Linked DNA regions of Homo sapiens: region 1 is linked to region 2. A link is an interaction called in ENCODE POLR2A ChIA-PET data of the cell type or tissue named here. Cell type or tissue: MCF 10A. All regions are shown on one strand. Links, peaks and the distances in the headings refer to the core of each region. The heading gives the core; the rest is flanking DNA. Region 1 holds the start of MIR3921 (microRNA 3921). Region 2 overlaps CMSS1 (cms1 ribosomal small subunit homolog).

Evidence for each region. ChIA-PET counts read pairs that join two places held together with the same protein. Peaks named below come from ENCODE experiments on the same cell type or tissue, not always from the same donor. Only the 100,000 strongest peaks of a DNase experiment are listed, where the experiment ranks them.
Region 1: POLR2A ChIA-PET joins it to region 2 with 17 read pairs; 5 of 35 experiments call an interaction of 5 or more read pairs at or near these places.

What each region holds. Positions count from the first base shown.
Region 1 is chr3:99,956,870-99,973,084 of GRCh38, reverse strand. The region is part of intron 1 of CMSS1 (cms1 ribosomal small subunit homolog); the gene reads right to left. The region is part of intron 1 of FILIP1L (filamin A interacting protein 1 like); the gene reads left to right. MIR3921 (microRNA 3921) reads left to right here and starts at 8,687; the gene lies at 8,687-8,771. The region is part of intron 1 of LOC105374010 (a long non-coding RNA gene); the gene reads right to left. In MCF 10A, for the core only: no CTCF peak of the experiment used is centred there; a DNase peak (open chromatin) is centred at 7,844.
Region 2 is chr3:99,892,703-99,908,917 of GRCh38, reverse strand. The region is part of intron 1 of CMSS1 (cms1 ribosomal small subunit homolog); the gene reads right to left. All of the region lies in intron 4 of FILIP1L (filamin A interacting protein 1 like), which reads left to right. All of the region lies in intron 1 of LOC105374010 (a long non-coding RNA gene), which reads right to left. Among named protein-coding and RNA genes, the nearest start is that of MIR3921, 64 kb to the left of the region's middle. In MCF 10A, for the core only: no CTCF peak of the experiment used is centred there; a DNase peak (open chromatin) is centred at 7,457.

The sequences.
Region 1 (16,215 bases), core at 2,864-10,863, 65 kb before region 2:
TCATTCCATCCATTGTTCCTATAGTTCTGCACCTAATTTTGTGAACAGATAAAAGGGGAGCTTTTAGTGGTTTCTGTCCCAAATTCTCTGGCCTATTTCTGCTCTCAGCTTTTATTGCCAAAGGTGTGAAGATCAAAAGATGCTCTTTGCTGATGTGTTTACTTCCTTGTAACAAACCCTCTCACAACAAAGGAGTTCATTATTTACATCTAACATGAAAGAAAAAGTTCCAAAGCCAAAGGCCTGCATCAGACAGATGCCAAGTGATGGAATTTTCTTGCCTCACACTTATGGAAGTTAACATCATTAACACCCAGTTAATCTAAATGTCTTCAAGAGCAAAAAACATATCTTAGGGTAGGGGTAAAGCTCTGGCTTTCCCATGCAGTTCCTTGGCTTTGCCCATGCCTTCAATCTTTCCCAACAGGGTGGTGACATGGGCTCATTTCATAAGCACAGAAAGCTCTCGCGACAGCCCATGGAAACATGAACCGTTATTTACTCTGGAAAGAATGACTGGGAGCAGCTGTGCCCAGCAGCAGACAGCACTAGAGGCAGAAAATGAGGCCGTGTCACCAATCTGTTATTATTATAATAACTAATGGAGAGAAATAAAATGGATTACCAGCACTTACTCAAATGGGGACGGGGACGTTTCCGATGCTGCTGCAAGACAGAGGCTTCTCACGGTTTATGATATCATCAGACTTCTTAATGAATTTACAGTCTAGTAATCCTGCCATGGCATTAGTTTTCCACATGCAAATCCCTGGCATCTAAGTCAATTCGGCAAATGAACAAAACTAGGGTACTCTATTGGGTCAAGTTTATTTCAACCTAAGGGAAAGAGATGACTAGCTTTCTTCCTATTCCCTTATCAAATTTATTAAGCCCATAAAAAGACTGGTTTGAATGACATCTTTCCCCACACTTTGCATATCAGTCTATATTTTTATATGTCTGCAATATCACTACCTTATATCTGTCAGAACCAGGTTCCTCTCAATAATATTCGTACTGATTCACTTAACTGCTTAGTCAAACTATATTATAGATACTTAACCATCTTATCCATTTGCTGACTATACTCCATGTCAGTGTGCTAATTTTATGACTAATCCATGTTTCCCAACAAGACTACATATATCTAGGTCAGCAACCAGGTTTACATAATCCTACCTGTACCAAATCCTACCAAAAGAGTATATAGGTGCTTTTTAGAATGATCTATATCCAGAGGCCCCAACGTCATTATTCATTCATTCATTCAAGCTAGGAACCGACTCTGTTCTCTTTTATGGGAATGGTGTTGCAGGGAGAGGACTCCTTTCAGAAGTTTGAGGTTCCGTGTGTATCCTAGACCCTACCATACAGACTCCTGTGAGTCCACAGTGTGAGGTCCTGATGAAAGCAGGTCTAAAGCCACAGTTCACTCAGGTCTCTGTCCCTATACTCTGGTACCAACTTAGATCAGGGAGTGGCTACAAGACAAAAGCTGATGGAGGAAGTGGGAATTTTGGAAGTGAGGCTTAGAGAGGTTAAGCAATACTAACATATTTTCATCTGCATCTCCTGTGAGACCTCATTCCTGAGTCCCATACCAGTATTTCTACCCAGATTCTACAGACATCTCATATTCAACATGTAGAAAAGAGGACTCCTCATCTCTCCTTTCAAATGGACTTCTTTCCTTGTGTGGTGATCTCACTTATGGGTTCCAGCATCCCATATTCTCTTTTTTTTTTTTTTTTGAGATGGGCTCTGTCACCCAGGCTGGTGGGCAGTGGCACGATCTTGGCTCACTGCAAGCTCCGCGCCCCGGGTTCACGCCATTCTCCTGCCTCAGCCTCCCGAGTAGCTGGGACTACAGGCATCTGCCACCAGGCCCGGCTAATTATTTTTTGTATTTTTAGTAGAGACGGGGTTTCACCATGTTAGCCAGGATGGTCTCGATCTCCTGACCTAGTGATCCGCCCGCCTTGGCCTCCCAAAGTGCTGGGATTACAGGCGTGAGCCACCACGCCCAGCCCCCATATTCTCTTAAGAGACACCAAAACCTGCCAATCCTTGCTGTTAAATATCTTGTGAATACAGCCCCTCCTCTTCAATCACACAGGTAGGAGCACTGCCAAGCCCTATTCCTTCACATGAATGACTGCAACAGCTTCCTAACCCATCTTCCCACCTCTAGTCTTTTTCCCTTTAATTGCATCCACACCAACATTTATCTATAATATCCTCACAACATTTTGCTTCTTAAAATCTTTCTGTGGCTGGCTGTAGCAGATAGTATAATGTTTAAGGTCTTTAGAATGGTAAAAAGTCCTTTGAGGTCTATCGTAGCACGCTCTCTTAAGTACTCTACCTCTCTCCCAGCCCAGTTCATATCCCATATACAGAATGTCTTGTCATTTACTGAATGGTTTTCCTTGCTCTTTTTAAACTCTTGTGACCCTGTACATGCAAGGTCTAGAACTATTTTCCTACTTATCTACTAGTAAACTACAAGGAAAGCAGGGATATGCTAGGTTTCAGTTAGGCAAAATGTAGAGAAAGTGTTCTGCAATTAGGTAGAAGTAGTTTGGGAGTGAAAGCGAACACAAATAGGGTGGGGAAGCACAGAGTATGTGAGAATGAGACTTCAAAACTGACTAGTGAACCACATTCATTTCCTTTACAGCATTTATCTCAGTTATTACATGCTTAAGAGGAGTTTGGTCTCATCCACCTCACACACCAGAAGGCCTGAAGGGCAGTGAGGGTAAGGTGGGCATTCCCTATTCAGAGTGATTGCAGCCTCTAAAGCCAGACTGCCTGGGTCTGAAACTGAGCTCCAAAACTTATCAGATGACTTTGGGCAAATTACTTATTATTTCTATGCCTTCACTTTCTCAGCTGCAAAATGATAACCCATTTCAGAAGGTAGTTGTGAGAATGAATGATTTAATGCACGCAAAGTATGAGGTTGAACCATATGAAATTACTATTTTTATATGTCAAAATACTCAAATATCAACAAGTTTATATGGCTTATCCAAATTTTAAGCCAATGCCTAACTGATTATTCCTTTTTATAATGCTTCTAAACCATTACTCCCTAATGCCTCTGATGTAACAGCCTCATTTGTTGAATTTCATATTATCCAATTATCTTTTCTCATTGATGTCCCCCTGCTAATATCCTGGTCCCTCCATAACACTTATTCATGACTAGGGCACTTGGCAACAATCTTTAACATACCCTTTGTGACAATGAGTGACTTCAGTATCCATCTAGACAAGCCATCCAATAAACTATAAATTCCTCACCTTCTTCATCTCCATGGTCACAGATTTCCAAGGTCAAACCCTGCAACTAATTATCTAGTGGGGCTGCTTCCTATCCATTATGTGAAGATGACCACAATCTCTGATCCTTCCAGGCTCCCCGTGCCTTTGCCCTTACTACCTCTGCTCTCCAATCTCTGGAAAACCATAGTTCCTTGACCTCTTTCCTGGCCTCACTGCTTTACCCAGTTGGGATAGCACGGCTCATTACTTCAACCATTCTTTCACTAATATCTTTAGAATCAATTCAAACGTAGACTTCTGTATTTCTGTGACCAATCTGTTGAGCTCAGCTGGAAAAAAAAGTCAGCTTTCAGATTGACGCAACTATATAAATCTGCAGTCCTCAATCTCAAATAGGCCATCAACGTGGCTCAACCTCCTACTCATTCTTGCTTAGCTTGCTCTTATTTTACTAAGCAATGTTACCAAACTGTCATATTGCTCAAGAGCCCAAACAAGGCTACATCCTTCTCTGCAGATGACATCATTTTCTACTTCAATAAGAGAATTATACATACATTATCCCAATATTGTTCCCCTCCCCTTCTTAGATATGCCTGGACCTGTCCTTGTGCACTTTCTTTCAATGACAGGATGAGGTATTCTTACTCCAGGTCAAGATCCTGCCCTGCCCTCCACACATGGCCCCCCTTTTCAGCACTCCCAGGACCGAGCTCCATTAATTATCCCCTTTACTTCCTAAATCTTTAAATTCTCAGTGCCTATTTACTCTTTCCTCTAAGCCCAGAAACCCATTTAAATCTTTTATCAAATGAATTTTTTTTTCTTTTTGCTTCTTGAACCTGGGTTGCACCCCAGAAACCATACCCTTCCTTCTCTTCTAAGGCAAGTGACTTGAAAGAGAGGTTTGTGCTAACCCTTCTCAACTTTCTTACCCTACCCATTTACTTTAAAACAAGACACAATGTCATTCTGCCCTGGCCACTGGACTGAAACTTCTCTGATGAGACACCAGTGAACTCCATAATGCCACACCTGAGGAAAATGTATCAATTCTCTCCTCTCATTTTTTCTTATTTCTCTGTTTTTTCCTTTCCAGTCTCCCTCATGGGTTCCTTGTCTTTTGTTTGCTTCTTAAATGTCTGTATTACTCAAGGCTTCACCCATGGTAATTTGTTCATTCTATATATTCTCCTTGTGCAATTTCATTTGCTCTTGATTTTAAACACCACTGATATGGGGTGACTTCCAAATCTGTATTTCCAGCCCAGATTACCTCCCATCACCTTCCATGTTTATTTACCTGGATAGCCTGCCTGCAAGGACTTAAACCCAACATATCATTCAGTCTTTTTTTTTTTTTTCCCCCAAAAACATAGTTTTTCAGGACCTACTTCATACTACTATTCAACAGTAAACAAGACAGCAAAACAGGTCCTTTATCTTAATCCCTGTTTCTCACTCGTACCCCTAAGTACAATTTAGGCTACAATAAGACCAAACTTTCTGTAGTTTGCCATTTTTTTGTTCAAAGAAGGTTAAACACTGAGGGCGTATGAACATACTACTCTCCCAGCCTGGAATTCCCTTCCCATGTTCTTTTCAATTCTTAAGACTTTAGGAGAAGTCTCATCCTCCAAGGTACCTTCCCTAAATTGCCACGTAAGGCTAGGTGCCCTTGATCACTGCCTTTACTAGAATGTGCTAAAACTATCTCTTTGTACATGTTTTCCCCAAGGATCCCTAAGGCAGAGATTGTATCTCTCTGTGAACAGCATACTGCTTGGTACATGAGTAATACATGTTTGAGATTGCCCAAGTAGATGTGCTGAAGTACTGTGATGCTTTTCTGACACTCCCACATACCGTTGCACTTATCTATTTGTAAATCCTACTCCTTCTCCTTGCTAATACCAGGTTAACTTTCCTGAGCATGTTGTGTCTCTTTCATTCTCCACATCACTCAAAATCATGTATATAAAAGGCACTCAAGGAGTATTGGTTGAATTGAGGTGAAATAAACAGATAAAACACTCCACATCTACATTTCTATTTCTGGGATCCATTAGTGTCATTCTGTAGCTCTGAGCTAAGATTTCTCAGGTGTCTTTCAGCTACTACCAAGGCCCAAAGAACGTTATCAAAAAATGTCCAGACTGTTCTTCAATCTCTGCATGTGTCGTGAGAGACCATTCCAATTGCATATGTGGGATTTCCCATCCAGGTGTAGGGACTCACCATATTCCTCAATTCACAAAACAAGGAGCCAGGAGGGGACTCTTAGTGGAACAAAAAATTCAGTTGACCCACTGGATCACTATGTACCATATTTCTTCCTGCAATGCATTAAATTCAGGCTCTTATGGCCTAAGTTCATTTCCAAAAAGTGAACACTTCTATTTACTCTTCACGAGAAGCTTCTCTCTCAATGCATGTAAAGTGCTTTGAGCTCTCTGTGAAAGGAATGATGTAAACACAAGGCATTATTACCAACACTATCCTCTAAATAACCTCATGAGGTAAGTATTAATATCAGAGGGACTATTATTTTACAGGCAGAGAAATCAGCTGATTTGCTCAAAGTCAGAGGTGGGGCTAAGAGCCAAGAACACATTCCAAGAGTCCTTTGCTTATTATATCCATTGCCAGACCTAATCCAAGCTTTTCAGAAAGTTCTTCTTAGAGTGTGAAGAGAGTCTGAGAACTTTATCCTTTCTTTTTCAGACTGTTCTTGCCCCATATCCTTTCCCTCTCTTATCATTTCTTCTCAATAGGGATCCAAAAGAGAATGCAATGATCACCTAACAGCCATCCAATCCCCCACCTGTATAGCATGTGGGGCAGTACAGAGGTTCAGTCAGGCATACTCCATCTATTTTCACCCAGACTTTACAATCCAGGCTGCTCGGAGTTCTGCCAGCTTGAGTTAGTTCAGTTCGAGTAAATCTCTAAGTCGTTCAAGTACGGCATGCTCTGTTGAATTAATTTTCTTCAGTTACGTCTTGTATACGTGGCCCATATAACTTTACAGAGATCCTGCTCACCAAATGATTTTTCAAATCTGACACACTACATTTATTAGAATGATTCTATTTTCATCCACCTAGTTTTAAAATCTGCTAGAGTTTGAAGGTTGAAAATGCCATGTAAATGTGGCATCTTAAATCAAACTGTATATACAGAGCGAAGGGTTCTGAGTAACAGTAATAATAGTTGTCCTACTTGTTGAATGTTTATAAAGTTAATTGTTAGTGATGAGTGAACTCAGTCTAAGTCTCCGTACTATTTTGACGGGGCTCTGCACAAAAACAATCATTTCTGGGGAAGGAGAAATCTTCTAGACTGAATTATATCTAGTTCTAACCTCTAAAACTATATATAGCCGAAAAAAAAAATCTATCCATCAATTTTCTGGAAGGGTTCAGGCTTCAGATGGAGCAGTGGGGCTATGAAAGAAACAGAAAGGAAGGGCTACTGGTGGTGGAGGCTGCTTTGCCCCAGGAGATCTGCCTGGAGTTGACCATTTCAACTTCCAGCCATGACAAGCTCCCATGCCCAGCCTCTGCAGCCTGCTTAGGTTCCTTCCCAAACTCCTCCCAAGTTAAGAAACAACTTATCTAAGGAATTACTCACCTACAAGTTGTGAACATTTTATTTACCTTTCCTAAGAGATATTGTGAGAGAGATATCCCTGTAAATATCACTTTCTGTGTTACAACACTGTTGTGCTGTACCCCTATTAACCTCAGCAGGGAAGGCACTAGGTTCAAGAGGCTGAAGAAAAGACCCAGAGGCAGCAAATGAGACATGGGGTTTACTAGGGGCTTACATATGGGGAGAGAGTGGAGAACTGGTGGCAGGCGGGACAGGAGAACTGCCTTATGTACAGAAATGGTCCAGTGGCGGCAGGCTGGACAACATGACTGCATGGCCAGTGGCTGCGGGCTGGGCAGGAAAACTGCAACTGCTTGCAAACAGCATGCAGTTTATAAAGCATTTTCATTTAACACCCTCCCCCTAATGACCTCCATCTGGTAACCTTCATTTAACCTAAAACTCAGGGCCTTAATCCCCAATAAGCCCATGTTCCACAGGATGAGCAGGGGGCTCAGATATTTATCATAGTAAGGAATGAATCTCCGAGTTGGCCATTCCTGGATTCCCTACCTTGGAACACACATTCAGGTGCACTGGCCATACATGGTCATTCTAAGGGTATGCTTAAATTGCTGCTATCAGGTATGTTTACCCTACAAACAAACAAATGAAGAAAAGTATCTGGAAGAAATTCAGAGATAGCTACAAATTTAACATTTATCTCAATTCCAAAGGTCTGGAAAATCAGTCATGACCTTGAAGAACATGCTGGTACATCCACAGAGTACACTACGCCAGAAGCAGCACATGCCATAGCACCTGACTGGGCAACAGAGAGAAATGTGACAGCCTGCACCAGTAAGAACACAGGCCAACCTTTCATTCTTGATAAAAAATTATAAAACTCCCACATATACAAAGAACACAGGAAAGAAAGTCATAAACCACTTGGACTCAAAGGAAAAATACCTGACTCATATATTTGTTTCACAATTTAAGCACATATCCCTCATCTCACAGTGGGGACTAAGTGATATGCTTGGCTAGTAGGATTAACATTGCTTCAGAAAACATTTTCCTGGACCAATGTAATCTTTCAAGGTAATTACTAGAAAATAACACTTGTAAATTTCCTTTAAAACTTTATAAGGTATCATAATTTATTTACAGATACAGCAGTATCTAAGTATATCAGGTACTTCAAGAAATACAATGAAAAGGATCATGTTTCTTTTTGGTTTGAAGAACAATTTTTATACAGAGTCTTAAAGCCTGGGAAACTATTGTATCTGTGCACTATGGGACTGATGTTCAAGTGATCTAATATTAACTTAGGAAAGAGTTTTTCCACAGTTACAGGGAGCATAGTAGATGAGAGGTGTGTGAAGGTATGATCCCCCTTGGGTAGCCTGGAGGTTTCTGGGCATTAGTCTCCTAGGGGACCTCTTTCTTCGGCTGCCCTCCAAAGCCTCCTTTGTTTACCATACTGTTCTAGACAAATATTCCCAGCTTCTCTGTGAGCCATATTGAGAAACAGGTTGGGAAGCTCTAGCTTAGGAAACACATTTCCTTTTGGCCCTAGACACACAGAGAAGATCACTACAAGAACCTGATTCAATGTCAGAGTGATATGGTGCAAAGAACAGAGTGAGGAATGAGATTTGGGTTTTGGCACAGGCTTTCTCACTACCTAGCTCTGAGCCCTGAGCAGATCACTTACCTGTCAGGACCTTGACTGCCTCACTATAATGTAAGTGGTTTGGCCTTGATCCTGTTTAAGGACCCATCCTAAACATCACCTAGCCCAGTACAAGGCATATGGTACTCAAGAGACTTAGAAATCCCTAAGTCTCTGAGTACCATATGCCTTGTACTGGGCTAGGGAGAAACTAGACACAGACACTGTCCCTATTCTCATGGAACCTGTAACCTAGCTAGAGGTAAGATCATTAATCAAGATAAATATTGATAAATAAAAATTAAATCTAACTGAAGCGTAATGGATTTGGAAGATAGAATTATCACTGCTTATAAAAACTCAATGTACTTCCTACTGAGCATATAAGTCTATAGGGTAAATCTGCACCACAGAACGAGTCTATGCCCTCTGTTTTTATTTAATCACATAACAATTATTATGTTCAAATATTCAAACATGGGCTTGAAGATTATAAAGTCATGTGAAATCAGCTTCACCTTGGTTGTACCTGGGAGCTCCTGCCTGGCCTACTGATCATTTTCGTTATGACACATTTTAATTAAGTCATTAACAAATGGATGTGGCTGGGCGCGGTGGCTCACACCTGTAATCCCAGGACTTTGGGAGGCTGAGGCAGGCAGATCACAAGATGAGGAGTTCAAGACCAGCTTGGCCAACATGGTGAAACCCTGTCTCTGCTAAAAATACAAAAATTAGCTGAGCATGGTGGCGTGTGCCTGTAATCCCCAGCTACTCAGGAAGCTGAGACAGGAGAATTGCTCGAACCAGGACCCTGGAGGCGAGGCTGCAGTGAACCGAGATCACGCCACTGCACTCCAGCCTGGGCTACAGAGCGACACTCCGTCTAAAAAAAAAGAAAAAAAAAATGGATGCATATTCAGGTAACACCATCAAGGCAAAGAGGAGTGCTAAAAGTCTTCTCTGACACAAAATGTAAATATCCCGCTCAATCAACATTCTTTCTTATCCTTCTAATACTTTCAAGCAGTTGCTCCCACTTCACTTCTTTTTGGACCCACAGAGACCGTCAGCCCCTTACTTCTGTGCTATATCCTTATATAACAGCCCACTCTTATTTTTACTTCTTTTCCTATATAGCACAGGCTCCACGGATCATGACTTCAAACTTTCTCTTATTTATCTTCATCCCTTCTGTTCCCAAGAAGCACTTACCTGCATATATCCACCACATGGGATCAGTCAACACTAGGGTAAAATCACTGCTAGTGGAAAACCACACACTATTCTGGGGCAACTATACCTTCATGGTTGCTAGCATTAAGTGGCTTGATTTGGAAAGGTTTCCCTAAGAGTAAGAGCATTTCGAACTTTCTCTGGTGCACTGTTATCCTAATTATTTTACCCTCTGTAGGCAGGCTAAACCCTCTTTGACAGTGGCAGAAGGCAGGGAGAGAAACTAAGGCTGCAAGCAACCTCAACGGCTGGTAAAACCCAGGCTAGCTCCTAAAATCCATCAAGAGAGCAATCTCTTCCATGCAGCAATGCCTGTGAGTAACATGTGAAATATGGATGAATACTTGCTTTATTTATCTCGGCCATGAACATTCCAGTGAGTATGTAGTTGTGACCATAAACAGCAGGCTACAGCCATTGTCTTAAGGCACCCTCAGAGTACTTCATCTATGACTTAAATCTTTCCCAATTTGTTCTTAGGGGCTGCAGCCAAATCCTAGCTCTCCCACTTAGCTTTCTAACTTTTGGGAAGTTATTTAAACTAACTGTATCTGAGGATAATACCTACCTCATAGAGTTAATGTGGACATTCTATTTCTTACTGTAACAGGACCAGGCCTACAGTGCTATATGTGTTTGTTGCTGTTGTTGTTGTTATTATTAATTATAATCCTGTGTATAAAAGCCACCAAAGTTTCTCACAGTCATAAGAATGTTAAAACAATATTATCTCTTCCTCTTCTTTCTCCAAACATATTGTTGCTGGAGAAATGGTCATGCTACTGAAAGAGCTATATCTGTCTAACCCTAATGACTGAATATATCCTTTCTCTAACAACAAAAGATAATATACAAAATATTCCAAAACCTAAATGACCTCATGCAGAACCTTTTATGTTGCCCATAGTAATTATGTTCCCAAGAGAACAATAAATATCCTTCCTGATGAGGACTGCCCATCATCTTCCACTCTCCCATCACATGCGACCTCATCTTCCCACTGTTAGCCCTGGTTTCTGCCCTAGCATTTCTGCATCTGTTTTCCCCACTCCTCACCTCCCACTTAGTGCCTCAACCACAATGAACCACCCTCACTTCCCTGAACTCACCACGCATCCCCTCACCTTCAGCCTTTCCAGCAAGCCAGTCCTTCCTGGAATACCTTCCTCTCCTCATTCATCTCGCTTCCTTGGGTAACTCATAGTACTCTTCAGGACTTTGCTTGTGTGGTGTGTCCTGCAGAAAAATTTCCCCGACATCCCTAACCCCCAATCAGCAAGGCTAAATTTGGGGCCCCTATAATAGCCCTTGCCACTCTGCTATTAATAGATCAGAAGTTCCTGAAGGGCAGGAATCACAGACTACTTGGTCCCTCAGTGCTTCCCTAGTTTCTAGCTGTGTCTAATGCATACCCGGTTTGTGCTCTACAAATGTACAAACGAACTATGACATAAGAAAATAGGTTGGCAGACCTAAAGATGTTTGACATCTAGAAAGGGGGAAAGGCAAGATCGGTGTCATTATCTTTAAATATCTACAAATGTCTTGGAAGGAGAAGAATATTCTTAAAAAATTTTTTTTAGACTAAATCACTTATAAAAGAATATTCTAAGTAGCTTCAAAAAGAGGCACCAGGGCCAAAGGTATCGGTTCCCAGGAGCCTTTCCAGCTCCCCAAAATAATATGGCAAAGAATGTCCTAAAATGTAAAACATGGGATACTTTGACCAGTATTCAGCTGCACGTCACTGGATGGGTTCACACATGGGCTGGCAAAATGAACTACATAATGCCTGTCTCCTTGCAAAGTTAAGATTCTGATGAATTAAATTATACTTCTGGGCTCCTGGGTATGCATATATAGCATAAGAGTCATTGTAGATACATAAAGGGATGATCAAAGGTTACATTTTAAGGTATATATATAAGCTTGCCACCCCATGGAGTATTGGGGTTAAAAAAATACTCAGAGGATTTCAAACAAAACAAAACAAAATAATCCAACCCACAAACCCAGCATTCCAACACAGGGGATAACACCTGCAAGAGGCAAGTCCGGATCCCCTCGGGCATTCTCCGCACCACCTCCCTCATCCTGGAAGAGGCAATTTAACTTTACAACTTTCAAGAAACTTCCTATTAGAAGTGGTTTCCAACTTTAGATTTATTGCATTTTCCAAGGTTACGTCATTTGGGCTGTGCATAATCCAGAGGGACTCAAGGGGCACACTGTAAACTGTGACAATAAATATTAACGAATATGTTCCTGATAAAACCTGCGATCTGCACACACGCATGCACACACCCACACAAAAAGGGACTTTTCACCTTATATGGTTACTTTTAAAAATAGACTCTTTTTACATTTCACTTTGTTGGTCTGCCAAACACACAGAGTACATTTACTTTAGAAACACCAATTAAAAATATTAACAACGCAAAAATATATAACCAGAGCTTTAGAGCCAAGGGCACATAAATTAACAGTATTCAATTCAGACAGTAAGTAAACATAAAATCAATAACAGAAAATACTACTTCATACAAAGGAAAGCAAGAACAATAGCCCTGAAAGTGAAAGTGTTCCTCCCCTCAATCCCAGTACCAGGACTCTGGACTCCCCTACTTCTCCCCTACCTTGAGATGTCAATCTAATGATTAGGAAGCAGGTAAAAAGACTGTAGGAGGGAGGGATAGAAGAAGATGCTAAAGAATGATTTGGGCAAGACCTACAGGAGGTGAGGAGGGAGATTATTTCACTTCACGCTGTAATCTTTTATATTCCTAATCAGAATGTTGCTTCTACTAGTGTTCAAAATCTTTGATTTTTCCCCTGTGGGTAGGGACAAACACTTGGGCTGCCTAATTGAGGAGCAGCTGTGGTAAAGAGGGCTGGGCTGGGAGTTACAGTGTTTGATCTGACATCCAGGTTCTGCCACTTAACTTTTTGGAGCCCTCGTTTTCCTCATCTGTAAAATGGGGATCCTAAAACCTACCTCATAGTGTTGTTGAGAGGAATAACAAAAACTAGGTGTGTAAAGGTGGCTACTCTAACTAGAAAAACACACAGAAACTGCCGTTTCCAAGATGTCAAACATCTTGGAGAGAAAAGAACTACTTCTCTCCGGTACTTGGCAGGTTGTGAGCTACCACTAATTTTTCAATGTTAAACTTAACCCAGGTCGGGATGGAGCCAATCGTTATAACATTGAGAGGCATAATGCTATACACACTTTAGACAATTTATAAATGAAGGAGGGAGGCAGGAAAGGAGGAAAGGTGAAAGGAACAGCTAGGCCTAACTCCCATCTTTTTTTCTGCAAGTGACAGATGTTAGCCATCTGAATGCATTGAATGCATCTCCTTTGTACAATGGGAGTGGTCTGAGTTTTAGTCCTACTACACTGAGTGGGCTGGGGGGCTCAGTCAAGAACCATGCTCATAATCTTACTGTTGGGTAATTCTAAAAAAATTACATTAGTACAATCCCTTCCTTTAATTGTTTTCTATACAATTATCCCATGTCCTCTGGGAGCTAATGTGATAATCCAGTGGAGACTCATTATTGCTCTATTTATTGGAGTCTGTTAGAAAATAAGCATCTTTATTACAACTAATTTTGTTCCATCTCTAAAAGGCTATAGCATTTTGGTCTACAGATTACTAAATTCAATTTATCAGACTGCTAAAGAAATTATACACGTGGAAAACTAAGGCTCAGAAAATTGATACAACCCATGTAATGAATTAGAGCTACACACAAATTAAATGACTTAATTCCTCTTCTTTTTAATATTTATATAGAAAATAAAATATTTAAAGTTTGAGGAAAATGGCCAGGCCCGGTGGCTCACGCCTGTAATCCCAGCACTTTGGGAGTCTGAGTCAGGCAGATCACAAGAGGACAGGAGTTCGAGACCAGCCTGGCCAGCATGGCGAAACCCCGCCTCTGCTAAAAATACAAAAATTAGCTGGGCACAGTGCTGCACATCTGTAATCCCAACTACTCAGGAGGCTGAGGCATGAGAATCACTTGTAACCTGGGAGTTGGAGGTTGCAGTGAGCTGAAGTTGTGCCACTATACTCTAACCTGGGCAAGAGAGTGAGACTCTGCCTCAAAAAATAAAATAAAAATAAAGTTTGGGAAAAATGGAAACTACTTGAACATTTACACAATGAATTTTTTTTAAATTACCATCATATCCTGATGTGTTTTCAAATTCTGTTACATTTATAACCTATTTCAATAATTTATCGGATTAAAAAAATGAAGGAACAAATAGTTACCAAGGCATGATAATTTGCTGTTTTTACACACAAGAATCCAGTGGTATAGAGCTCATTATTTCCATTTTAGAGACAAGAAAACTTGCTTAGAGACAACTAATAGCTTCCCACTGCCTAAGTGTAAAGCCAAAATTCTTTAAGATGCCAAACTAGTACAGCTATCTCCAGTTCATTTTGACATCTCCTCTGGTCCCTTCTCTGCCTGTTCCACTACATCACCAGCCTCTCCAAAACCTCAAGCTCTAGCCCCATGATCCACACTGCTGTTCCCTGAAGGAGCCCTGCTGGCTCATGCCTCTATGCCTCACACTGCCTGCTCTGCCCCCAGCTCTCTTCTTCTCCTGCAAGAGTACCAAGATTCAAACCAAGCTTCACTGGAAGTGTATTCTGAAATGTTGTCTAATTCTACTAACCGTAGACCCATGTGACCATTTCCCCGTGGAATTCCTCCTACCCTTCTGTGGCACATACATGTTATAATTCTTGTTGGCTCTCAAATGTCTCCTTTCTTTGCATGGTCCTTGAAAGGTGGGCCTGAGTGCTATGTAAGCACTTTCCTGCTGGGCTCAGTCACACACTGCCCACTGTAGCAGCTTTTTCATGGCTGGCATTAACAGGCCCTAGTTCTCTCTCTTCATGGCTCTGCTCAAGCCGTGGCAGTTAAAAATAGACCCTGGGTGGCTGGTTATTTTCCCTTTCTGTTACTGTTCTCTTAAATTCAAACTAAACCTCCATGTTACCTTCAAATAATAATAATAATAATAATAATAATAATAATAATAATAATAATAATGCATGCAGGGCTTAATACCTAGGTGATGGGTTGATAGCTGCAGCAAACCACCACGGCACAGATTCACCTATGTAACAAACCTGCACATCCTGCACATGTATCCTGGAAATTAAAATTAAATTAATTTAAATTGAAAAAAAAAAAGAAGTGACATTTCTGAGCCCATTGAGCCTTTATATAAACATATGAATATCCAGCCCTAATAACTAAAAAGAGGCTATCTTGGAAAATGCTTTGTGATGTGCTGTTTCATATCACTGAAAGAAACCTGTGTTTTCATTAAACAGGTTCCAAACACAGGTTTTGTTGAATCTAAAAAATGACATTTCAGCTGTTATTAGGCCTATATTAAGAACATACAAATATCCAGGCCTAAGAACTAAAAACAAGCTATGTGTGAAAAAGCTTTGTGATGTGCTGCTTTATATCACTGAATGGAACCTGTGTTTTCATTAAACAAGTTCCAAACAAACACACACACCAAAAAAAAAAAAAAAAAAAAAAAAAAAAGAAAGAAAGAAAAGAGAAAAGGAGAAGTGCCAAGTAACTACTGATTAGCTTAATTTCCAGTCTGACGGCTGAACTACTCTGCAGAGGTTCATAGGAGGCCCCAGAGGGTGAAAATTCCAACTGTTTACGGTATTAAAGAAGTGATTAAGAGCACTGTTTTGTTCCTTAAAAGATGTCTGATGATATTACCACACAGAAACCTAATGAGGATCTTTCATGTCTCTCTCTCTATATATATATACACACATATGTGTAGATACATAATTTTGTGTTAGCATTTCAAAAATATCACAACTATTTGTGAAAAAAACAACATTCTGGCTTCAAGTCTTGGTTGGGTTGGCTTTCTTCAACTAAATACTTTCTGTTAATGCTTAGAATATGTGGAAATCAGAATTCTTAAGAATAGCTGCTATGCATACAATGCATGTGGTTCATTCGCTGCTGTTACTACTTTCCATGCTTTATCACCGGCTTGGCCCTTTCACTGCCAAATCAGATCACCCTGATGAATGTTTTGTCACTCCTCTACTTCATACAGTATTTTTTTTGCTGTATATCAAATAAAAAATAAATGTACAAACATAAACACAAGTATTTTTATTCTTACAGTATGTTAAGCAGGGTTAAGAGGAGGTACAAAATAGCATCAAGATTTCTAGCTTGGGCAGCTGGGAAAAAGACAGCATTATTAAATCCAGCTAGAGCCCTGGACAGAAATAGGTAGGAAGACCTCTTTAAGAAGAGGTTCCTGGATTTGGAAATTAGGAAGCCATTGGTGAGGGCAGAAGCTGGACTGTAAGTCGGGGGTGGGAAATTAGGAG
Region 2 (16,215 bases), core at 3,937-11,936:
CTAATTAAGATTCCCATTAAAAGAAAGAACACACACACACACACAATAGGAATTTTTTTTTGTAGATGGTAGATTCTATTTTGTATATTCTATACAAAAAATACAAAGAAAGGTCTCTTGTAAATAACTTGATAATTAGTGATAATAACAATTACATTTAATTAAATATTTACTGTCAAACACTGTGCTAAGCACAGTAGATTATCTCATTTAATCCTCCTAACAACCTTTTAAAGGAGGTAATATTATTGTCCACATAATATTCAGATAATCACCCTGAAGAAGCTCAAAGACAGTAACTTTCCCAAGATCACACTGCTAGTAACTGGAGAGGAGAATTAGGCCTCAAGGACTCTCATATCTGAGCTCTTAACACTTCTTTGCCAGTGGTTCCCAAACCTAAGTGATCATCATTATTGCCTGGGGAGACACTTAAAAGTATAGATTCCTGGGCCCAACCCCAAACATACTGAATGAGAATCTCCAACAGTGGAACTTGCAGATAGGAACATAATGGTATTTCAAATATGGTTCAAATGTTCTTTTAAGATGCCAAGAGAACACGAGTGAAGCCAGTTGTCACATAGTTGTCTAAGTCAAATCATCTGCCTTCAATAGAAAATAGCATCTCTTTTTCCACATATACCTCTTCTCACTTTATAATAGAAAGGTCTTATTTGCTAAAAGGTCAAATTAGGTAATGGACATACTATGTCAGCAATTTGTACTGACATATCCAGCTGCATGGGCTATGTTATGGAAGATGAAAGTGATACAGCACAGAAATTCTGCTGATTCAGAACTGCCGAGTTAGAACTTCACTGACAGAGAAGACACAAAAACAATTGGACAGTTTAAAAATCCTTGGCCATGCTCATTGCATGACCAGATCAATATTTACAAATATTCAATACACAGTTTCAGTACCTGAAAAATTTACTTATCATCTAGTTCATTTATTCATTCATTTCAAAATGCTTACTGAGTTCCTTCCATGTGCCAGGCACTGGATCACACATATGGCCCTTGCCCTCAGGAGGAGAAAAGCATTCAGGTGGTGGAAAAAGAGGTGATCACTGATTAGGGGATCAGGAATGGCTTGATCTCCTAATGGATCCAGATAGCATTAGCGTTGCACATTAAAAGACAGACATAGTTCAGACAAGGAGAAAAAGAGAAGGGAACACAAAAATCATTATAGGTGGACTTAATAGCATAAGGGAAGGGGATTAGGGCAAAAAGAGCAATCAAATTCAGGAAAAAGCAAGGAATATGGTTTGGCTTAAGTACACATAATGTGAAAAAACAGTGGAAGCTATGGGTGCAATGTTATGTTCAGCAAAGAGCTGCAGATGTCAAAATAAAGGGGTACGCCAGGTGCGTTGGCTCACGTCTGTAATCCCAGCACTTTGGGAGGCCGAGGCGGGTGGATCATGAGGTCAGGAGATCAAGACCATCCTGGCTAACATGGTGAAACCCTGTCTCTACTAAAAATACAAAAAATTAGTTGGGCGTGGTGGTGGGCGCCTGTAGTCCCAGCTGTTGGGGAGGCTGAGGCAGGAGAATGGCATGAACCCGGGAGGTGGAGCTTGCAGTGAGCTGAGATTGCGCCACTGCACTCCAGCCTGGGCAACAGAGTGAGACTCTGTCTCAAAAAAAATAAAAAAGAAAATTAAAAGGGTAATAGGTAGTTAAGATAACTATTCCACACCATTCCATCAGCACTATGATAACGTGACAAAGTATTAAGAGTACAAGAAGCTGAAGATCTGAGTTGAAGGGCTGCTTCCAGTATATGCTAACCAACTCTGTGTATTTGTTGAAGTCTAAATAACAGTAAGAGTCCCAAAAATATGTTTATTTAGGTTTAAATATACTCTAATTATTCAAACAAGTTTTAAATTATCTAAACATTATTTAAATAAACTTAAATATTATTTAAATAAACTTAAAAGTCGTTCTGCTCCATGAAACCATTCAGAGTTGTCTTCATCCACATGATCAATACTGAAACTCTACCATATCTCTGTTATAGGGCATGGTAGGGAGTTAGGGCATGGGTGGGGAAAATGGCAAAATACATGAAAAGTGTCTTGCTTTCAAGTTAGGGATGACCATCTCTTCTACTTATAGTTCAATGATCCAATCCAAACTCACATAGCCACTTCTCAGTACTGGAAAAGCTAGAAATGTCTGGTTGGGCAGCCATATACCCAGGAAGAGGGGGACAATTAAAGTTTTGAGGAAAACTCAGTCTGCCACAATCTTAGTGCAAACCACTTAACCTTTCTGTGTTTCAGTTTTATCTTCATGACCTTGAAGAAGTTAAAAATTTCTTGAAAAGAACATAAAGTCACCAATCATAAAAGGTTAAAAAAGTAAGACTTTATTGAAATAAATAAGTTATGTTAATCAAAATACAACAACAGGATGAAAAGGCAAGTTACAGATTGGGAGAAGATATTTGCTTATGTATAACCAACAAAAGACTCACATACAGAATATATGAACAACTCCTATAAACCAATAATTTAATAAAAAATAAGACTGACAACCCAATATAAAAGAAACAGACTTGAAGGGGCCTTAAAGAGAATATGCAAATAAGCATGTGAAAGGGAGTTTCAACATTATAAATCATCAGGGAAATACAAATTAAATTTACAACGAGGGAGTACTACAGCCCTACCAGAAAGGCTAATATTTATTTACTTATTTAGAGACAAGGTCTTGGCCCTGTCACCCAGGGTGGATGGAGTACAGTGGTGCGATCTCCGCTCACTGCAACCTCTGCCTCCTGGGCTCAAGCGATCCTCCCACCTCAGCCCCCGCAGGTAGCTGGGACCACAGGCATGCACCACCATGCCCAGCTAATGTTTGTATTTTTTGTAGAGACAGGGTTTCTCCATGTTTTCTAGGCTGGCCTTGAACTTCTAAGTTCAAGTGATCTGCCTGCCTCAGCCTCCCAAACTGCTGGGACTACAAGCATGAGCCACTGCGCCTGGCCAGAAAGGCTAAATAAAAAGATATTACCAAATGTTAAAGAAGTGAAGCAACTAGAGTTTGCATACATTTCTGATGGCAATGTAAATTCCATTTATATGAAGTTGCATTTCCATTAATATGAGAGTCCACATGCATGCAGTCCAAAACAGACAGAATTAATCTACAGTAATAGACATCAAATGGTGGCAACCTCTCAGTAAGAAAGTGGATATCAACTGGAATGTGCCACAAAGGAGGCTAGTGGCAGAGTTGGAAATATTCTATAACTTAATCTGGATAGAGACTATATAGTACACACATATGTAAAAGTGTATCAATCTGTATGCTTAATATTTGTGCACATTTAGTAAAAATAAATTATACCTCAATAAACGAGAAAAATGGAGAAATAATGATTATGCTATAAGATGTAAAATGGAGTATGTTACATGTTCTAAAGATGCAAGACATACAAAGACTAGACCAGCAATTGCTGTGGGCCCTGATGACAAGAAGATTAGTCCTAGTAAGAGCAATTAGAAGACTGGTAGAGGACAAGAGAGTTTGGCTTTGGAATCCTGTGGTTGAGGAACTGGTGAGATATCTAGGAGTAAGTGCACACATGGGACTAGATGGAACTCAGGCCAGCAGTGGTGAAGGTAAAAATTTGGGAGTTTCAGCACAGAAGGGAAGTTGAAACAGTAGTAGATGATAGTCCCAGGGGAGAAATACTGTGGAAAGCAAAGAGTTGGCCTGTCCTGGCAAATGCCTACATTCAAAGGGGGATAAGCTATCTAGGAAGGTAGACAAGAAGCAGTCTATGAAACAGAAAGAGAACTTGGAAAGACCAGTGGGAGTCACCAGGCAGTCAACTATGTTAACTGGCATGGAGCAGTGGCAGAGGATGAAGTCAGAGTGAAGGCTTTTGGATCTGAGGATGCCACCAATGACCTCTGAGAGAACAATTTCTTCAGAATGGTAGACACTGAAACCTGACTTCAAGGACCCAAAGAAGGTGGTGAGGATGTAGACGTAAAGAGTGTAATAATACTCCTTCAAGAGGTTTGCCAAGGACTGGTAGGAAAGAGAGAGGCTGGTCACTTGTAGAAACAGTGAAATTAGGGGGAAAAGCCAACTGAGATTGAAGATTCTAGAGCAAAAGAGGATGGATAGAACGAAGTCTCGCAGAAGAGAAGTGGGTGTGGGAGGCAAGAAGGAGGTAGTTGCTACAGTGATAATGGGGTAAAATTAGCATGAATCTAAAATTGACTGGAAGGCAATAAGCAGCCATAAAGAAAAGTAAAAACAAACAAACAAAAAAACAAAAAAAAGAGAAAAGTAAGGAAACCTCAAGGCTTACTATGTTTGAAATAAAAAGATGTCAAAATAACAAGAATTAATGTTTGGAAGGCTCTTTGACCTCATTTTAATGGAATATCCTATTCTAAAGAAGCATAGTAAATATATTTTTAAAAAGCTCTATTTTAATTTGATAATTCAAAAATGCTAGGGCTGAAAACACTGCCTTCATAGAAACCAAATAAATTTTTGCCAGGCAGATTCTACTACTGAAAATGGTTACAAATACTTGATTGGATAGCAATGTTTTCTCTCCCTACTGAAAGATCTCTTCCAAGATTAGGAACAAAAATACTAGCAAATGATGAAAATAAAATAAGCACATTCTAATGGTGAAACAATCTGGCCTATGGCCCTTATAGACCTTTGTTTATTGTAATGAAAGCCATACACTTATCATTAAGAGCAATAATAACAAAAACATTCATCACACTCACTATTGCCAGAAATGTAAAGTGCTTGTCTGAAAATTGGGCAGCTTAAACCAGGTAAGCAGATTTTAAGGTCCAATCAGATTCTGAAATAGGAGTGTTTGCTTAGAAAAACAAGATGCATATCTCAACAGTTACTCTTCCTGGCCAGAGATCTTGCTTAACTCAATTAGCTTGGGCTTGTTTCTATTACTTGAAGCCATATTTTTCTATTACCAAATGAAGAGTTTTTTATTTAGGACAAATGAGTACCATTAAATGAAGCAGCAGGGGACGACAGCTCTATTATTTCTTATTTCTGCCTCAGAAATAAGAAAAGAGCATTGTGTAGTTTTCTATATGAAGCATCTTAGTAAAAAAAGACACACTTTTTTGGGGGCCACGTCACTGATCCAACCAGCCCAGGGTCCCAGTTTCTCATGGTAGCTACAAGGATGTTGTGTAGGGTCCTGTTAAGATGCAAGCTTAAAAAATGAATTACTCCTAACAGCCAATTTTTGGAATCATCCATAAATCTATCAAAATTCTTCTAAACCTACTTTTTTTTTGGTCCACCTAACCCATATGGAAAATTCTTTAAAACATGCATACATGGCCGGGCGCGGTGGCTCACGCCTGTAATCCCAGCACTTTGGGAGGCCGAGGCAGGTGGATCACGAGGTCAGGGGTTCGAGACCAGCCTGACCAACATGGTGAAACCCCGTCTCTACTAAAAATACAAAAATTAGCTGGGTGTGGTGGCAGGCGCCTGTAATCCCAGCTACTCAGGAGGCTGAGGCAGGAGAATTGCTTGAACCCGGGAGGCGGAGGTTGCAGTGAGCTGAGATCACGCCACTGCACTCCAGCCTGGGTGACAGAGCGAGATTCCGTCTCAAAAAAAAAAACATGCATATGTGTATACATATACACACATGTATGAATACACACAGATTTATGACGTGCCAGCTACTGTTTTAAGTGCTTCTCTCTTAAACTTTAATCCTCATAACAACCCTATGAGAGAGTTACTATTATAAGCAGCATTTTGCAGATGAAGAAACTGAGGCCTGAGATGATAAATAAGGTACCTAGGGACACAAAAGTATAAATGGGCAGGAAAGGAATTAAACCCAGAAGTTTGACCATTTGTTTATATCCTTAATCATGAAACCTCAGATTCTAACAGTTCTAGGTTTAGGTGAACAGGAGTATTTGTCCTGCCACACTGCTTATGATTTTATAGATTTTAGTTGCTTTAAATAAATCACTTTCATAGATTTTTTTCCTCTTTAATCTATCAATTTATCATCTAAATTTCAGACTATCTTCACATGGAAGTTACCCCATTACCATTCTGTCTGTGTAACCTCCAAATTCTGTTAAACCTTTTCCATGACAGGCAACTAGAATAGTAGAAAGCATAACATGGATATGCCTGATTTTTAATAAAAAATAAGATCACACTATTGATTTAGTGTGAATCTCTTCCTGACAAGCATTTTGTTGACTTGTTAATCTTTTTGGTTGTCCAGTGTCTACTGGTAACAATGGACTATAATCCAAGGTTTCTTCCCTGGATCAAAACTATAGTTTTCAGATATAGTTTGAATTACTACCCTTCACACCATTTCCTCAGAATGAGCTGACAGCTAGATACCCTTATATATCAAGATAACTTCCTATTACCATGCCATAGAATCAGAAGGTATTTCATTTTCACTACCTTTTTTCATGTCCTCCCATGGAAATGCATCTGAGAAACTGCTTCTTGTAAAACATGAGCAAATGAGAATGAGTTGAATATCTGTTCAATTCAGTTCAATTCAACAGATATCTATTCAGCACTGACTCTTTCCCAGGTGCTGGGTGTAATAGAAACTGTTATGAGTAACCTCATACTTTTGGTTGTCAAGAGACCATGCCCCCAAATTCCTACTCAAAAAAATGTCACATGGTACTAAGAATGTCTCGAATACTAAGAGTCAGTTACACTAATTTTATTGTCCTCCACAAATGTCTAATATAACATCATGAATATTTCTATTACTTAGGAGGTCAGTGAAAGCAAGCCAATCATTTAAATATTTTGTCTCTAAAAAATAAAACATAGTTGGCTTAACACTGATTCTTGTAAGACCTCATATATTACTGGCAGATTATAGGAAATTAATGAAAAAAACACTCTGTGTTTTGTTTTGTTTATTGGCATCATTATCAGCAACACATATTTTGTGTACCTACTACACAAAAAACATTATGCTGAGCTCTACTAGGGACAAGGCAGGTGGTACCACTCACAAAAAAATCAAATGTATAAATCTTAAAAATGTGTGTGTATGTGTGTGTGTTGAGACTCTTCCTAACCTAGCTGGAATCTGTGCTATTTATCAACAAGATAATGCAGAGAAAAATACCTTACCCATTACTTACATCCCGTCCAGAGTTAATAAAGGAAAAATCACTTGGCTGAGAGTAGAGTTACACAACTTGATTATGCAAAGAGACTGAACTTTGACTATTTAGCTTTAGAATACACATCGCTGATATTTAAGCAGTGTAAACTATGTAATATTATTGTCAGCACAAATCATAGGCCTTGATGTACAGTGAGCTTTCCCGACGAACATCTGGCTAATAGCCAAGCAAAAGTACATAATTTGAAACACTCAATCAGTTTCATTCTGAGGCATTTTGTTCAGTGTTTAATAGCTTCTCCAGGGACAGGAAAATTACAAAAGTGCATTGTTTTGACATGAGCTAAAATGAGTCATCGCTTGTCACTACATTTTTGAGGATTTGGCATTAATCTTCTGAGACAACAAACCATAAACATTAGAAATAAATATCAATTTTCCTAAACAGTTTAGTAAAGGGAGACTACTCTTCTCATTGGAGCAATTAAGTTGGCATCTCTAAAGGAAGGTACTATCCTATTTCAACGTGTAGCCATTTTGTTTTTCTAAACAACACTTTCCTGAAGATTTGTAATGACCATCTAAGACCCAATCCTTAAAGCAATACTAAAGCTTACTTGATTTGTATTAAATAACAAGTTAAAAGAATGTTGTATACAGTTTAATCCTTTGGTAAATTCCACACCAAATGTTATCCAGTATTTCCACCCAGTATTCCCTGCCTGCCTTCATAATTATCAATAAGAAGCAAAGCAAACTGGCTTGAGTTTCAACTCCTGGATTCTCCAGGGTCCAGATCCTACTACCATCATGCCCCTTCCCCTCAGGCATACTCTAGGGCCTAGGCCAATTTCATTTTCCTTTAGATCAGTGCTTCTAACACTTTGCTACATGTAAGAATCACCAGAGAAGCTTTTAAAAAACCTGATAACCGGGGCACATCAATTAGGTCAGAATCTCTGAGGCTGAAACAGCAACTGTGCTAAAAGCTCACACCAGGTAGTTCCAACGTGCAGCTCAGTTTGAGTATCAGCACTTAAGACTTGCGTGGAAAAGAAGAAAGAGGGAAGATTACACAATGATCAGCCCATTTGGTACTTTATGGAAGTTCTGATGAATATTAAGTGTGTGAAGAAATGGTTGGAACAAATAACTTTTATGAAATTACACCTTAGTTATAACATAGGGCTAAAGGTATGGCATTTGGGGCCAAACTTCCTTGGTTTGAAATCTTGTCTATGGCCATACCACCCTGAACGCACTCTATCTCATCTGAAATCTGGTTATTTATGACCTCTTAGAGACTCAGTTTCTTCATCTATTCAATGGGGATAACCCTTATAGGGCTGCTGTAAAGATTAAATGAATTAATTTATATCAATATAAAGGGTTAAAAATAGTGTTTAACATACAAGAAGCACCAGGTATGTGTTAGTTGTTATTAATATCCTCATCATCACCATCTTTGTTTTTTGCACCTCATCAATGTAGATGAGTTGAATATTCTGTCTCAAACTCAAGGAGGTTGAGTGGTTTTGACTTCCATCCTGTAGTCATAAATTTTACTAATGATATCACCATTATATATAATATTTTTAATTTTTAAATTAATTCATCCAATACATATTTACTGAATACCTGCTATGTGTGAAACACTGTTCTAGATATGTATTACATACTAACTTTTCAAATCGCTTTCACATACATTTATATTTATTTCATCCTAAAGTCCTGACAAGTTGGTTCTGACCTCAGAATTATACGATTTCAAAGATCCAGTAGAACCAGAACACCGTATTTAGCACCTTAGGAATGTACTAGTAACAGCTAACTAGTTAAGCCCTACTCTAAGCACTTAAAGTTTGTAACTCATTTAAATATAACAACCCTATGAGGAAGGTACTCTCACCATTCCCATTTTACAGATGAGAAAACGGTGGCACAGAGAAGTTATGCAATTCAACATGCAAACCCAGGGAGTCTGGTTCATCACCCTGGGAGTTAATGTGCATTAAGAAAAGATGCCCTGAAGGTGGACCATAATGGAATCACAATCAAGGAGGTGGGAGTCCAAAGCATCTATCATAACAATTTCAGGAACAGTGTACTTTATGTCAGATTCCTAGTACTTTGTCCTAGAAATAGTTTGCTGAAGAATGCAATAGGGGTTAGGAAACTGCTAGAAAAAAGCAACAACAGCAATCACAACAGCTACCATTTAGATCTCACAAAAAAACTAAATCCTTTATATACAATAACTTGTTTAGTTGTGTCATTAATATAATTCATGGAAAACTTTGTAAAAAGATTTAGGTAGAATAATTTCCAATATGATCTTAAAATATGAGATTTCCATTTTTAACTCTAGTGCATTAGTTATGCTCATTAAGGCTAAAGGAATGCATCATAATAAGAAATGACCAAAACACCCATAAAGTGTAATAACTTGGTATTGGAAACCAAAAATCTGCTTTTGAAAATTATAACCAAGTGTCCTGTTCAAAATAAAACTGAGCAGACTCTTTATATGATGCAAAATAAAGATCAACGAACATCAGAAACTACATTCTTTTAAAAGATATTTTTAGATAAAAAGAAATGAGTTCCCAGTTTAAGTCTCTAAATAAATGCACACATAAAATCTCCATCTAATATAATCAAAGCACATTCACTGTAGCTGTCTTTGAGGTCCTAATAAGGAGGAATAACCACATTTTTTTTTCAGTATGTGTGTTCCAGCCTTCTCAGGTGATGAAACTAGCAACAGAAATTTGATTGGTATTAATAAGTATCTAATAAGAGAGTAGTTTGAAATAAAGCTAAACTTCGATTAGAGCTTCAGAGTCAGTGTTCATGCAATATACCTCATTCAATTGTACCTTCTTCTGGTATTCATATGTAATAGTTCAAGCCTTATTAAAACAAAGCAAAAACAAAACTGCTAGGATGATGTGAAAAATGCACTTTTTTTTTTTTTTTTTTTTTAGATGGAGTCTAGCTCTGCTGCCGAGGCTGGAGTGCAATGGCATGATCTTGGCTCACTGCAATCTCTGCCTCCTGGGTTCAAGTGATTCTCCTGCCTCAGCATTCCAAGTAGCTGGGATTACAGGCACCCGCCATCATGCCCAGCTAGTTTTTGTATTTTTGTAGAGACAGAGTTTCACCATGTTGGCCAGGCTAGTCTTGAACCCCTGACCTCAGGTGATCCACCCACCTCGGCCTCCCAAAGTGCTGGGATAACAGGCATGAGCCAACGCGCTTGACTTGCACATATATTTTTAATGTGTGAGTGGGTGCATGTCATAATTCCAGATGGAAATTTGTCACCACAAAACATAATTTTTATTTAGCTGATCTTTCCAGGTTTCTATTTATAATGGAATGAAAAGATGAAGTTGGGCTTATGAATCAAGACAAACACAGGCCCTGGTCATTGTGTAATTCCATATAGTATAATTTGTTTGCAATCTTTCATTCCATACACCTACAATACAGCTCTAAAAATAATGCTACCTACAATATAAAGATATACTTTTTTTCCAAATAACCTTCAAAAATGTCAAAATATGCAACAAAAATATTGTATCATATCTAAACCCTCAAATAAGCTACATTTAAACCAAGCCTGCCTGCTTTTGAAAGTTTCCTTGAGAGTCTAATAACTTAGATAAGCCTATTTAAAAATAAATACATTCTGACGACTAACTGGAGAAAAAAAAACCAATGTGAGAAAATTAAATGTAACATTGGTATGAGGAATCAGAATTGGAGGTAGGATATCTTTTCTTAATAGAGTTGGTTCTCAATTATTCATGGTGACGAGAAACATGGAAAACTTCATTTAACTATGAACACTGGACATATTCGTGGTCATTTGTTTTACCACATATATTTCAGCAGAAAGCTTTGACACACTATAGGAGATTCTCTGTAGTGGAGTTCTCTTACAGAATCCCTCTATGATCACCATCATCCATCCTGGACATCCCCATCTGGTCAAGGTAAAATATGAGATAGTGGTATGACAAAAAATATAATAAACTAACCAGCTCAGAACCTCATTGCTTCCCAAATCTCAAAAACACAATTTTGGTTTTCTACTTTCAGTATTCTGGATTTCTCCTCAAATACACGATACCCCAGCACTCCATCATAAGGCATCCCATTGTCTTGGCAATAATATTAAGCCTTAGAGAATATAGACTACTCAAGATCTAAAAAAATAACTAGTAAAGAAAATTCAAAATTTGGTGTCAGGCAAATGAACACAAATTAGTTGAGGTATATAATGGCAAACTTTCACTTGTTTTTCTTAGCTTTGTTTTGAGCTGTATTTACTGTCAAAGGTATAGAACAAGTAAGCCAACTTTTTTTTTTTTTGAGACAAAGTCTAGCTCTTGTCCCCCAGGCTGGAGTGCAATGGTGCAATCTCGGCTCCCTGCAACCTCCTCCCGCGGAGGCCTCCTGGGTTCGAGCGATTCTCCTGCCCCAGTCTCCCAAGTAGCTGGGATTACAGGTGTGCACCACAACACCCGGTTAATTTTTGTATTTTTAGTAGAGATTGGGTTTCACTATGTTGGCTAGGCTGGTCTCGAACTTCTGGCCTCAAGTGATCTGCCCACCTCTGCCTCCCAAAATGCTGGGATTACAGGCGTGAGCCACCATGCTTGGCCAAAAGTTGACAATATTCTTAATCACAATCATTTCTATGCAAAGAAAGAAAAAAAAATTTGTTCTGAGAAACAAATCATTCTCTCTAGCACTTTTCTCCAATTGGCCATAATTAAATTTTGCGACTGAAAATACATTTTCTATTTATTAGCCATGTATGACAGGTGAGTGGAAATGGACTTCAGCACCCGTTGTATACACTGATTTGTTATGAAAATTATTTTTTCAAAGAAAATCACTGTGCTTTCAATTTATTAGTAGGCAACATTGCTTATGAATATATTGTGGAACAAAAACCGTTAAACCCTAGTCCTCTGGAACCTTATAGAATCTCAAAACTCTACTGAACAAAGGTTCGGTTGCTATGGCAACAAATGAATCAACACTATCATTGTAGAATTATAATTTAAATGAAGAGCACTCCAGAAGATAGTAATTTGGTGCCTGTTCCTTTGTTCTTAGCCCATCAAAATAGTTGTTGTTAACTACTTCCTCTCTTTTTGTTCTTACTACTTTAATAAAGGGTCCTATTTCCTGACTACGTTCTCTTTTGGGAACCTTTCTCTCAAAGGACTCTGTATGAAGCCTCAGTAGCTTAAGGTGACTACCATTCATGAAAAAAACCAAAATCCCCAAAGCCTAGAAAATATATACACTTCACACACAGAAATGCTGTACTAATGGGGCATGCAGACTGTTTAAAATGAAACAGCCTCTCTCTAGAAAAGCATACCAATTATGTGGCTAACATTAGGGCAACAAATTTTCCCTTGCCTTCCTTTTGCATATGCCTGTCATTTTCCTCCTATAGTTTCCATTCACTGTTTCAAACATATGTTGCCACTTATTTGCCAGGAAAGGAATCTCTGACCTACTCCCTTTATGTATCATGAAATAGCAGACGGAATGGAGCCAGTGAGAGCACCATTAGCAGTTATTCACACTTCTGTTTTCCCTTAACTTCCTTTTTTTTTTCTAAAAGTTTATTCCACATATGTGAAGAAGGATGTGTAATCACAAAGACATCCATGACTCATGCTTTATAATATGGAACCGTGGCAGTTCCCTGCAGAAGCAAATGGTTCCCTCCTCCAGTGAGCCACATGTCTCCTCTACAAAAAGACTATCTTTACAGCTTAGAGCTTGACCAAACATAGATGATGGGTTCCTTTGTCCAGCCCTGACCAAACATCAACATTGTTTTCTTTTCTAGCAATCACTGCTAGAGTTTAGCCAACATTTAACCAGTCTTTTAAGGAGGCACCTATTCTATGGGTGAAGGCTGCTAGGGTATTGTCCTGAGTCAACAGAAAACTTGATGGAGAGTAGTTAAAAGGAAGAGGTTTTCCATCAAAGATGAAGGAGATTAAGGAAGACAACATGTGGAAGTGTGGTATTACATGTACAGTGATAAGAAATGAATGTTTATTTCGATCTGCACTGATTATCCCCTTTTGGTATACGAAAACCAATCTATAGGTTAAAAAAAATTACCATGGGTTCATAGTTATGCTATTGTGAACTAAGTTCCCTAAACTATATCTAGCAAACACCACCAGGAACTTGGCCTCTTCTGCAAAAGGAGATCAGCCAAAAAATAAGCTCTTGCCCATGAGCGGAAGGAAATACAGTACCTTGAATAAGCCACAAATATTACCATTCATATGTTATGGGATACATAGTAAAAAAAAAAAAAAAAAAGTCCTGCTGACTGAAAGCTCACTAAATATATGAGACCAACTGCAAAGCTAGTTGGATTATGATTCATTCTTTAAAGAGGGATGTTTTCAGCTTTTCCAGCAGTGAACATGGGTGACTGCAAGTTGCCTAAAAGAACATGCTATCATGCTTGAACCTGAGACAGCTAAGAATAAAATATAGTTAAGTTTAACCATCCTGGCCACTATATATATATAAGCATTCTCTGGGTTATGAACACCTGAGTTGTGAACATTCTCTCTATATAAAAAGCCAGCCTACACCCTGTTCGAAGGATGGCACCTGGAGGGCAAGAGTATTTCCAGAGCTACTTTTCTTCAGGTTAGTTGGCCTGAGGCTGCCATGGATGTGACAGGGAGGTATTCACCTGGAATCCAAAGTGGGAACCTGGAACACATTTGTTAATTAAATATCATGTTTCGTGTAACACATAGGGTCCCAGCTAGTCCACAAAAAGCTAGCTGACCTAAATATAGCTTGAACTCTATACGTTTGCAAGAATATTGTTCTCTACTCCGTACTGTAATAATAGGAGTACATATAAACCTTGTGAATTATGCTATTATTGTGCTACAAAATCACCATACTATCACAGTTACCTAAATGGAGTTTTCAGCTTTATTATGGGTTGAGTAAGCTTCCTTGTGCTAGTCTGGGAATCAACTCCATAATTAATAATATCGTTTTTATGAGGAAATATCTTGAAACAGTCTTTCTGCAAGATAGTAAACTTCCTACATTTAAAAAATTAAAGTATTCACTTTCCTCCTTGCTGTAAGAAAGCAAATTGCCCTAAGATCTAAATTCAGAGTAAATTCAGCATTATCCTACATTTCTTCCATGAGCAAAAGAAATAATAAGCAACACAGACTTTAGAAGTATCAAAAAACCAACCCAAAACAAAAAGGTGACAACTAAAAGTGGAAACAAGAAAATAGCACACCAGCACACAAAGCTAATGGGGCCAGTGAATCCACCTCTGGCCAGACCTGGCACCAGACTAGCTCCTGTTAGGCACCCACAACAGATGAACAAATGGGGCAGATCTTCACCTGAACTCCTAAGTGCCACCTTCTCTTACACCTTTTCAGATACAGATCTTCTCCCTTAGCACTGAAAGAGTATTTTATTTATGTATCTTATGCAATCTACTTAGTTTTTAACCATCCTATCTCCTTTTCTATTAATACCTCTCCAACCAACTCCTAGCTGTAATTGTCTTAAAGCAGGAGATTTGTCTTACTTTCTGCAATATCACAAAAAAACTTTGAGTATCATAGCAGAGAGGAAAGAAAATTTACTGAAGCTATTATATGCTGGTTCTATGTTAACTGGCCTTCCTCCTCCAAAATGTATCTCACTTAACATAGCAGGTCCTTAATAAATGAATACTGAATATCTTGACACCCAGCTTCAAAAAGAAGAAAACTGTAGAGCAACTCACAGAAATATTTGTGGATTTGGCAAAGGGGGAGCCAGATTTTTTACCTTCAAAACGTCTTGGGTTGGGGTGGAGGGAAGTAAAACCTAAAGATATTTTTAAGTATCTCTATATTTGATAAAGGGATGCTGGCAAACAAAAATCATTCTCAATCAGCATGAAACTATTTCTGCTCATCACAGAAAAATAAATTATCTGTAGAGTATAAATGATTTGAGATTAAAGCAATTGAAGATTACTTTAAAATAGCTAACTTTAAAGGAATTAGCTATCTGCTTTTGTCAAACAAATGATGTAATTCTTAGATACCTACATGATAGTAAAAAGATCCATAAAACCTCATACCTTAAAAAACCAAAATCTAGTCTTAGATTGAGAAGACTTCAAATTCTATAAAATGAACAATAATATTTGTTACTGTTACTAAATGCCTATTAAAAAATGTCTAGATGCCGGCTGGGCGAGGTGGCTCAAGCCTGTAATCCCAGCACTTTGGGAGGCCGAGACAGGCGGATCACGAGGTCAGGAGATCGAGACCATTCTGGCTAATACAGTGAAACCCCGTCTCCACTAAAAATACAAAAAATTAGCCGGGCGTGGTGGCAGGCGCCTGTAGTCCCAGCTACTCAGGAGGCTGAGACAGGAGAATGGCGTGAACCCGGGAGGCGGAGGTTGCAGTGAGCCGAGATTGCGCCACTGCACTCCAGCCTGGGCAACAGAGTGAGACTCTATCTCAAAAAAAAAAAAAAAAAAAAAGTCTAGATGCCAATTTTGTTACTGGAAATAGAGATACCTGAAAGCAGAAAGGTGTCTTCTAAAAATCCCCAGATTTCTTCCCAGTAACACTTGAGAGAACAGACACACAGAGCATCATGCTTGCATCTTAGCAAGGCATTGCCACTCCTCCTCCAGTCACTGTCCTGATCACTTCTAATTCAGCTCTGTTTTGGGGGATCAGCACCAACAGGGGCCTCATCTTCTTTGTGAAGAAAAATACAGGCCAATAGTACGCTTAGAATTTATGTAAAAGATAACTTAGAATAATCCATTAAGCCCACATGATCGACATGAACTTGACCTATGTTTAGATCAAGGATAAAATCTGATTGATTTATAAGCTAGTTATGTCATTCTCTTTCCCTTTGGCAGTTCCAGACAATAAGGCATAAGGGCAAGCCTTTGAGGGTGGGTGAGATGGAGTAAGGAATTGGGGGAG